Regions from separate parts of the Homo sapiens genome. Here region 2 is linked to region 1. The links are chromatin loops, found by intact Hi-C in ENCODE. Cell type or tissue: mammary epithelial cell. All regions are shown on one strand. Links, peaks and the distances in the headings refer to the core of each region. The heading gives the core; the rest is flanking DNA.

Region 1 (5,392 bases), core at 286-5,285:
GGCCCCACAAAACTTTCTTTGTATGAGGAGTTGAGATAGCTCCTGAAAGAGAACTTATTTTAAAGAAATCAGGCACAAGCTGATTCAGTAACAGAGCCTTGGTGGGAGAGAAGGGACAATTCTGAACAAAGAATGGTGTTTGACAATTATATTTATTGCCAAAAACAGTCTCCAAGGACTTATATTGCAGTCCTAGGAAGAGGGGAATGATGTAAGTAAAACCAAAGAACTGTGTATTAATTATTGCTGTGTAACAAATTACCACACATTTAATGGCTGAAAACAGTTCACATTTACAGATGCTCCTCAACTTACAATGGGGTTACATCTCAATAAGCCCACCATAAGTTGAAAATATTGTAAGTCAAAAATGCATTAAATATATCTAACTTACCGAACATCATAGTTTAGCCTAGCCTACCTTAAACATGCTTGGAACACTTACATTAGCCCACTATCAGGCCAAATCATCTGGAAACACAGTACACTGTAGAGTACCCAGTTGTTTACCCTTCTGATTGTGTGGCTGACTGGGAGCTGTGGCTTGCTGCCACTGCCCAGCATGGAGAGAGAATATTGTACTGTATATCACTAGCCTGTGAAAATATCAAAATTCAAAATACAGTTTCTCCTGAATACTTAACGTCCTTTGTCCCATCATGAAGTCACAAAAATCATAAGTTGAACCATAGTAAGTCAAGGACTGTCTGTATAAGCTCACAGAATCTGGGCATAGCTTAACTGGGTCCTCTCCTTCAAGGTCTCTCATCAGGCTGCAATCAAGGTGTTGGCCAAGGCTGTGATCTCATCTGAAAGCTCAACCGAAGAGGATGATCTGCTTCCAAGTTCATGTGGTTGTTACAATTCCCTGTGTTTTGTTGGACTGAGAGCCTCAATTTCTTGCAGCTGACAGCCAGCAGCCACCCTCAGTTTCTTTTCACTGAGTCTCCCTAGCATGGCTGCTTGCTTCATGCATGCAAACCCAGAAGGCGATCAAGAGAGTCTGCTAGCATGTAAATTAGCGCAACCACTATGGAGAACAGTTTGGTGGTTCCTCAAAAAACTAAAAATTGAGTTACTATATGATCCAGCAATCCCATTGCTGGGTATACCCAAAAGAAATGAAGTCAGTATATTGAAGAGATATCTGCACCCCTATGTTTGCTGCAGCACTGTTTACAATAGCTAAGATTTGGACAAACTAAGTGTCCACCAACAGATGAATGGATAAAGAATATGTTATACATATACACAATGGAATACTATTCAGCCATAAAAAGAATAAGATCCCATCACTTACTACAACACAGATGGAACCGGAGATCATTTTACTAAGTGAAATAAGCCAGGCACACAAAGACAAACACTGCATGTTCTCACTTATTTGTGTGATATAAAAATTAAAACAGTTGAACTCATGGACATAGAAAGTAAAAGGACAGTTACCAGAGGTTGGGAAGGATAGTGTGTGGGGCAGGGAGAAGGTGGGAATGGTTAATGGGTACAAGAAAATAGAAAGAATGAATAAGACCTATTTTATCATTTACCTATTTTATCATTTATCTGTTGTGCTATCGCACAACAGAGTGACTATAGTTAATAATAACTTAATTGCACATCTTAAAATAACTCAAAGAGTGTAAATGGATTGTTTGTTACTCAAAGAATAAATGCTTGAGGGGATGGATACCCTATTCTCCATGATGTGGTTATATCACATTTCATGCCTGTAATCAAAACATCTCATGTACCCCATAAATATATACACCTACTATACCCACAAAAATTAAAAAATAAAACTAAAAAAGAGAGTCTGTTAGCAATACAGAAGTTACAATACTGTCCAGTGTAATTGCAGTGTGACATCCCATCACCTCAGCCATATTCTGTTGGTTAAAAGCTAGTCACAGGTCTCATCCACACTCCTGTGAAGGGATTACATAAGCCATAATATCAGGGACAGGGACATATGGAGCCCATTTTAGAATCTTTCTGCCTCAAACTGGTTCATCAAAAACTCTGAAAGTCACTGGAGTATCAGCAGCATGCTTTAGTAGAGCGTAACATAAGAGAAGAAGAAAGTATTTAGTAGTGGAATCTTCTCGTCAGTGTAAGAGCACAGAGAACCTAGAGGGACTTGGGAACAATCTGAGGCTGAAGGATACTAAAACAAACTAGAATTCCTTGTATTTTTGTTTCGGACCAGCCTTAAAAGGGAAACACATTAAAGTCAGTAAATGTAAATAACCACACGGTGGCAGTAGATGCCAAGAAATTTTAAGTGTTACGTGTAACTGAGGGCATGGAAGAGCAAGTTTATCTCCCTATATGGCCACCCACGTTTTCCTTTCTGTCTGACTGCTGGAAGGAAAGGGGGAGGTAACTAGAATCTTTCCACACACTCATCCCTGAAGCACTACCCATAAAGTATTACCACTGAAGAGTGAGGACATAGACAGTTCACTGTATTCCTCCCCCAATTCCTAGAAGAGTAGTAAGGGTCTTAAGGCGGGAGAATGAGACCTCCTGAAATACTTATGAAGCCTTCCCTTATCAAGTACTCACAGCCAAATATTTCAGAGTGGCGTTAATTAAAACAATGTCATACTTGGTCTGCTGTGAAGCCTGCCTAGTTCAGAGTTGATACCACTGGGGAAATCCCAGGGGAAAATAAGTGTCAAATAAAAGAAGGAATATTATTTCCACAAATGAGAGACATTAAGGATAAAGGCTTAACACCATATAGGCATGCCTCACATATATATACAGTGCATATATTCACACGTACACTGTACAGAATTCCATAGTTAGCATTACCCAGTCAGAGTGACTAGATCTGGCATTAATAAAAGAGGAGATAACTCAACAGAATTGAGTGCTCCAAAGTTGTATTACGAGAGAGGTTTTATTATCTGAGTTTATGTATAAACCGAGAAATCTTAATAAGACCTTTTCTGATTGTCTCATATCTTCTTAATTAGTCCATATCCAAAGGGGTTAATAACTGGCACTGTTCGAATTTGTTTAATCCTGAGATATTCTACAAAGGCAGTTTGGTGTTACAAAAGTGAAAGTTCCTTATATGTTTAGGTTTTCTTTTTTTCATAGACAAGGTCTCACTATATTGCCCAGGTTGGTCTCAAACTCCTGGACTCAAGCTATCCTCCCACCTCAACCTCCCAAAGTGCTGGGATTACAGGCACGACCCTCTGTGCCCAGCTACGTTCTTTTTCTAGGTAATATAACATTCCCTTTTGCTAATAGATGGGCCAAAGAGTTTGAAAGTGCCTCATCAAATCTAAAATGGTTGTGTTTGTTTTATATAAATGACAATGGTCCAATAGTTGGCTAGTCTTGGAGGGTTGGTAAATTTCTTTCTTTCTTTTTTTTTTTTTTTTTTCTGAGATAGGGTCTCACTCTGTCACACAGGATGGAGTGCAGTGGCATAAACACAGCTCCCTGTAGCCTCTATCTCCCAAGCTCAAGTGATTCTCCCACCTCAGCCCCACAAGTAGCTGGGACCACAGGTGCAATCCTCCCACCTCAGTCCCCCAAGTAGCTGGGACTACAGGCATGCGCCACCAAGCCCAGCTAATTTTTGTATTTTTGTAGAGACCAAGTTCCACCATGTTGCCCAGGCTGGTCTCCAACTCCTGAGCTCAGGCATTCTGCCCAGCTCAGCTCCCCGAACTGCTAGGATTACAGGTGTGAGCCACCATTTCTGCCCAAGCGTTGGTAAATTTTTAACATTATCTTTTGCCAACTATATACCCATACAAATCACAATAATATGTAATCACCTGAGGAGTTAATATGAGCAAAGATCTGAATCAATTGAAAAGGTGAGCTATGTAGAAATATGGGGAAAAGATTATTCCAGAATGAGAAAACAGCAAGAGCATGTTTGTTACATTCAAGGAATAGCAACATGGCCAGCCTGCTTGGAGTACAGTGAGAATGGGATCATTTGCTAGACTCACAGAGAAAATTTTAAAAATAAGAAATAAAAGTTTAAAGAAAGAAAAGGAAAGAGTGGTGGGTGATGAGGTCAGAGGGAGAAGTAGAACCAGATTGTGTAGAGACTTGCAAGCCACACCAAGGGCTCTGGATTTTACTCCAGGTGTGATGAAAACCAGTGGAGTTTTCTGAACACAATTCGTGGTTTTAAGAGGTAACAATAAAACATATATTCTTTTTTTTTTTAGGTTTGAAAAAGGAAAGTTTATTAGAAAGGAAGAACACTGCAAATGGGTGCAGGAGTGTGCCTCAGCAAGAGAACCAAGTGTGCCCCTGACATACTCTAAGTCTTACATAAAATGTATGTGATATCTGTGATTCATACTTACTTGGAGAACTGAACAAGTGAAGAGGTCTGAATTACAATACATTTGTGGGAAGAACTGACAGAATTGGATGAATTGAATGTGAAAATAGGAGATGGAAAAATCAAGAATTACTTCAAGGTTTAGAATTGCTATGGTCTGAATATTTGTGTGCCCTCACCACCTGCCAATTCACATATTGAAACTTAATTCAACTCCCAATGTGATAGTATTAGGTGAGGCTTTTCGGGGGTGATTAGGTCCTTCAGGATAAGAGATTAATCCCATTTGTGCCACTTGCCAAATGGAATTAGTGTCCTTGTAAAACAGGCTGCCTTGCCCTTTCTACTGTGTGAGGACACAGGAAGAAGGTGCCATTTATGAACCAGGAAATGTGCCCTCATCAGATACAGAATCTGCTGGGGCCTTGATCTTAGACTTCCCAGCCTCCAGAACTGTGAGAAATGAATTTCTGTTTTTTATAAGCCACCCACTTTTTGGTATTTTGTTCTAGCAGCCCAAATGGACTGAGATAAGGGAGATGGGGAGGGAGTGGAACATGTTAGGGAGCATATCAAGATGTGGCTTCAGACAAGTCAAACTTAAGATACCCAGGGAGTTGAGAATCATTTCAGACCTAGAATCAGCAGAACTTGGTGACTAGCTAGATTGGAGTTAGCAAGGAGAAGTCTCTTGAGCTTGCTACGTTTGTCTCTTAGATGAACCATTCCTAATACCTTCAGGTTTCTTCCAGGCACATAACCAATACAACTAGGATTGAAAATCTCCAGACTACGACAAACTCAGAATATTTTCCTACAATAATTGTAATATGTTGAGTAAATGCATCTGGTTCATATTTAGCTATAACTTCTTATTTAACAAAATCAAAAATAGTCATTGGAGAGGATATTTTTCGCCTTTCAATTGATAGTCACCATGTCCTTTGGATTATGTAGCTAAAAAACAAAACTATTAAAATCACAGCCATCATAGTTACTTCAGAATTGTTGTGGCTCTGAGTGGATAATAGTAATAACTATTGAGCAATAACTATTGAATAATAACAA
Region 2 (5,392 bases), core at 74-5,073, 800 kb after region 1:
GAGTAGGCAGTCTGTCTGTTCTCAGATCTCGAACTTCATGCTGGGAGGACCACTACTCTCTTCAAAGCTGTCAGACAGGGACATTTAAGTCTGCAGAAGTTTCTGCTGCCTTTTATTCAGCTATGCCCTGCCCCCAGAGGTGGAGTCTACAGAGGCAGGCAGGCTTCCTTGAGCTGTGGTGGGCTCCACCCAGTTCGAGCTTCCCAGCTGCTTTGTTTACCTACTCAAGCCTCAGCAATGGTGGACCCCCCCTCCCCCAGCCTTGCTGCCTCCTTGCAGTTCGATCTCAGACTGCTGTGCTAGCAGTGAGTGAGGCTCCGTGGGCCTAGAACCTACTGAGCCATGCGCAGGATATAATCTCCTGGTGTGCCATTTGCTAAGACCATTGGAAAAGTGCAGTATTAGGGTGAGAGTGTCCCAATTTTCCAGGTACTGTCTGTGATGGCTTCCCTTGGCTAGGAAAGGGAATTCCCCAACCCCTTGTGCTTCCCAGGTGAGGTGATGCCCCACCCTGCTCCATGGGCTGCAGCCACTGTCCAACAAGCCCCAGTGAGATGAACCTGGTACCTCAGTTGGAAATGCAGAAATCACCTGTCTTCTGCGTCACTCATGCTAGGAGCTGTAGACTGCAGCTGTTCCTGTTTGGCCATCTTTGACATTTTGAAATAATTGCTCTGGCTAATGAGTAGAGAATAGTCTGGGTCGTGGATTTATGTAGGCATACTCTCATCTGTCTGCAATGCCTTTGGCCCACCAAAGACTTTATCTCCAGTTCCTCCTGATCTAGGAAGTCAAAGCTATGTGCTTCAGCACATTTTTCTGTTGGTCTCATGTCTGACCTCAGGTGATTTCCCTAATTTTCATCTCTCAAATGTGTTGCCAGAAACTCTGGTTGCTTCTGTTTTTCAGTGAAGTAAGAAGTAAGCCTTTAGTTAGATAAGAATGGGAGTGTTGATGGGAAGAAAGAGGAGACTGGTTGGCTTTGAGAGTGGGAGAGTAAATTCACTAGGGAAATGTAGGTTTTAAAATTTTTGCTTTTTTATGAAGTAAAAAGGGATCAGGCAGGGATCAGCATTGTGTCCAAGATGAGCAAGAGAAATATTAAAATATATAGTCTTTTCCCAAGAAATGTCAACTAATTGGAGAAACAATGAGTACCACATGAAATAATTACATGGCTATATTTCATTCATTCAACCACTATTAATTCAACAATAGTTTATTAATGCTTATTCCAAAGCAGAAGACTAAAACACAGGTCCTACTCTAAGTTTAACAGAGAAAAAAATAAAAACAAGTTCTTTAAAATGCAAATCAAAACTACAATGACATATCATTTCACCCCAGTTAAAATGGCATATATCTGAAAGACAAGCAATTACAAATGCTGGTGAGGATATGGTGAAAAGGAAACCCTCATACACTGTTGGTGGGAATGTAAATTTATGCAACCACTATGGAGAACGGTTTGGACGTTCCTCAAAACATGAAAAATAGAGCTACCATATGATCTAGCAAGTCCATGGCTATGTATATACCTAAAAGAAAGGAAATCAGTGTATTGAAGAGATATCTGCATTCCCATGTTTGTTCAGTTCTGTTCACAACAGCAAAGATTTGGAAGCAACCTAAGCGTCCATCAACAAATGAATTGATAAAGAAAATGTGGTACATATGCACAATGGAGTACTATTCAGCCATAAAAAAGGATGAGACCCAGTCATTTGCAACAACATGGATGGAACTGGAGGTCATTATGTTGAGTGATATAAGCCAGGAACAGAAAGACAAAGTTTGCATATTCTTACTTATTTATGAGATCTAAAAATTAAAACAATTTAACCTATGAACATAGAGAATAGAGGAATCGGTATCAGAGTCTGGGAAGGGTAGTGAGGGAGGGGCTGGGGAGGTGGAGATGGTTAATGGGTGCAAAAAATTGGATGAATGAATAAGACCTAGTATTTGATAGCACAACAGGGTGAGAATAGTCAATAATAATTTAATTCTACATTTTAAAATAACTAAAATAATATATAACTGGATTGCAACACAAAGGATAAATGCTTGAGGGGATAGATGGCCCATTTTACATGATGTGATTATTAGACATTGCATGCCTGCATCAAAACATCTAATATACCCCATTAATATATTAATGTGTACCTACTATGTACCTACAAAAGTTAAAATAAAATTTTATTTAAAAATTAAAGATAAAAATGAGTTCTCTAAGAGAGGTGTGTACACAACACTATGAGAGCACCAAACAGGCAACTATCCAGTTTGTTTGATGGAGGGAATATGGGTGATCAAGAACAGCTGTAGATAGGTGAGCTGAGTCTTGAAGGATAAATAGGAAAGTCTAGATACATGGGTGGAATAGGCAGAGTAGTAAAAGACTCAGTTAGAGAATTGAAAATACAATGTAATTCAAAGATGAGATTATCACTGGGGTTTGATGTAGTCAGGGAAGGCTGCATAAAGGAATTGGGACTTGAAAAGACTTGAAAGAGAACAAATGGTGTAGATTTTAGGCTGGGAAAAGTGTATATAACAGAGGCAGGAATATTCATGGCATATGCTGGGGATGATTAGGGGAAATACGTGATATGAGCAGTCTTAATCTTAAGCACTGTACATGTACAAGTTGCCTTCTTCTGCGGCGTTGTAGGTGTGATGGGGTAGAGAGAGGCTAGATGGAGTGATCAGACTAGATTGTAGAGGATTGTGCCTCACTCCAGGGTATATATCTGATGTTTAATTGTCTTCGGATGAATATGAAAGAAGATATTTTCCCCTTTGTCTATTTCTGCCTCAGATAGCCCTAGCACATTATTGTCTCTACTCTGGTTCCTTCAATTATGGAGAACATCTGGTGATGCACTACCATCCCGCAGGAGGGAAGCTAGGTGGCACTGCATTACTGCCCAGCAACTGCTCCTTCAGGAACCTTTGGTTTTAAATCAGTGTTGATGAATATAAAACCATGCAGTGAGAAAAATGGCCTGGAAACCGTCTAGAGAAAGGAATTTTGTTTCTTTTGTAAATTTTAATGTAATGAACTATTGTTATTTGGCCCAAAATTAGCTAGCTGATCTGCCTGAATTCTGCTATCAAGGGCATAACTCTATCAGCAGATGAAGATCACATTGTATTTTGCTATTTGGGAAATTCTTTATTATATTCTGTAAGGAAAGTGTTGAAGTTATTAAAGATATGTCACTATCTCTTTCTAACCTTCCATAAAGGGAAAACTGTCCTTTTTGTTTTTCAGCTAGAATTCAAAAGACAGAAATAAAGCTGCCTTTTCCCCCAGGCCACTTAGTGATAGAATTAGTAATCCCACCGAGGGCTAATGATAGCTAAATAGGCGTTTGCCTGGATAAGCTGCTGCTGTTTTGATTTTCTTGAAGTTTTTTTTTTTTTTCCTGAGGAAAGTAGCATGAGGAACTCAGGTAATTTAATAGTACCCTATACCTGTTGTAAAAATAAGGTGCTTGCCTCCAGAGGAGAGTGAGCCCGGGGGAAAGTGTCTAGACACTCTGTACTGATAGAACATGTTGGTCTAGACATAAATTTGCCTCTTAAGAAGTCAAATACAATGGAGAAGATAAAGCAGACTTATCTAACAGTAAACCTATTTTAGAGAGGCATTTGGTAGACTAAAATCTTCCCCTCCTCATTTTTCTCCTGACTTCTAGTTATTATGGTGTGAAATTATATTACCTAAATTAATAAAGTTGTACAAAGCATCTAACCACAATTTTACTTAAAACATCAATTTCAAATAATAATAATAATAATAATAAGGGGCTAGATGGGCCACTGACCATGGATGAGAGCTTATTTGGGGTCAGTAAGAGTCAGCTGAGGAGAGATGTAAACTCTGCAGGATTGTACAATGTACAGAGAGTGGGAATGTGACTCTATGCTAATCTTTGAAGTGCAGCAGAGAGTAGAGAAGCTTGAGAGATCAGCTGCAACCCCAGTCCATAAAGCAGGATAAGGCTGTAATAGATCAACAGAGTCAAGAACCCAATTGTAATAAATGGAAGTAGAAGCAGGGGCGGGACCAGAAAGGAGAGCCTGCAGGGGACTGGCTTAATGGTACCAGATTGACTACAGGAAACCATTTTGTTTTCTAGGGTCCTTCCTAGTTGCATGCTGACCTATTTTTTACACAGCTGAAATGATCACTCATGTTTAATGAGCTTTAATTCTCTTCTCTGTGAAGGTGAAAGAATGATTGGAATCAACATGTTTTTGGACTTGCCCTGAATCACATTTTTACTACCCTCATGCATAGTTGCACAGTTTTATATTTCCAGCATTGTGTTGAAACACATACCCTTGGGTCCTAGTACTATAAATAAGGTGGAACTGTCTTGTCCAAAAGTAACAGTAAAAGGGGCCATTCAAAACTCAATAAGATGTCAGGACACACTGAAAAATTAGTTAGTGAAATAAGCATTGTAGACAAATATTCTGCAAAATAACCAGGTTTTTAAGAACCTGATTTTGATTAACTGAAAAGTCAGGGGAAAAAAAAGACGTAGAATGTTTCCTATTGTGACTTTGTTTGCATGTTCTGATTATCTTAGTTTGGAATCAATCAATTGTGGTTTTAAAAAGTCCTGAATATTTCTCCATAGAACATGTAGACCAATTTGAAAAACAATAATCCAAGCAAACAAAAAACAAACTCAGTTCTTGGTAAAAAGTCTGATTTTCTGTTGAGTAAAATTTTATTGTCAAAATCTTTCTTTTCCCCTCAATCACAATCTTTCTGTATTTTATACAATTTGGGAAACATATTTCTTTACTTCAGAAAGTCATGAAAGTTACAGATATCTGAACCAGCTTGTAAGCCCTGTGGCTTTAACTCAGGACCAAATCATTATAATTATTCATACTAATAATAGCAAACATTTATGAAGCAGTTATTATATGCTACAGTCTATATTATGCTGTTTATATCTATTAATCAATTTAATTATAATAATAATTCTATAAAGTAAGTTGTTGATTTAGTAAAATTAAAAGGAGTTTTCTGATATCATGTAATGATTCCTGGAATCTTCTGAATGTTGTGAAGTTTTTCTTAACCTAAAGTATTCCTTTCAGATTTGCCTTGAAGAAAATGTTCTAAGGATCCTTGTTCCTCCCTAACATCCCAATTTTCCAAAGCAGAAAGCTGACTGGGGACTTGAGAAGAGCATCTAATTTCTTGATTTCTAACTTAGACATATTATTTCTGCAAAACTAGAATTTATTATGCTTCTCAGCAACTTTACTGAAAAACACATCACATTCCACTGGCTAGAAAAAGATGGTTTGTTCTGTTCTCTTAAAAAATGCATAATTGTGCATTTCACTGCAGCAAAAGTTA

Evidence for each region. A loop is a pair of places that touch in the nucleus more often than their neighbours do. Peaks named below come from ENCODE experiments on the same cell type or tissue, not always from the same donor. Only the 100,000 strongest peaks of a DNase experiment are listed, where the experiment ranks them.
Region 2: it touches region 1 in a loop (5-fold over the local background); 3 of 110 quality-filtered maps call a loop at or near these places.

What each region holds. Positions count from the first base shown.
Region 1 is chr1:99,806,581-99,811,972 of GRCh38, forward strand. No RefSeq gene overlaps it. Among named protein-coding and RNA genes, the nearest start is that of AGL, 41 kb to the right of the region's middle. RefSeq lists an enhancer at 2,694-3,194. In mammary epithelial cell, for the core only: a CTCF peak has its summit at 2,255 (motif pointing right); a DNase peak (open chromatin) is centred at 2,281; H3K27ac peaks cover 385 bases.
Region 2 is chr1:100,603,729-100,609,120 of GRCh38, forward strand. No RefSeq gene overlaps it. Among named protein-coding and RNA genes, the nearest start is that of LINC01349, 41 kb to the right of the region's middle. In mammary epithelial cell, for the core only: a CTCF peak has its summit at 2,914; no DNase peak of the experiment used is centred there.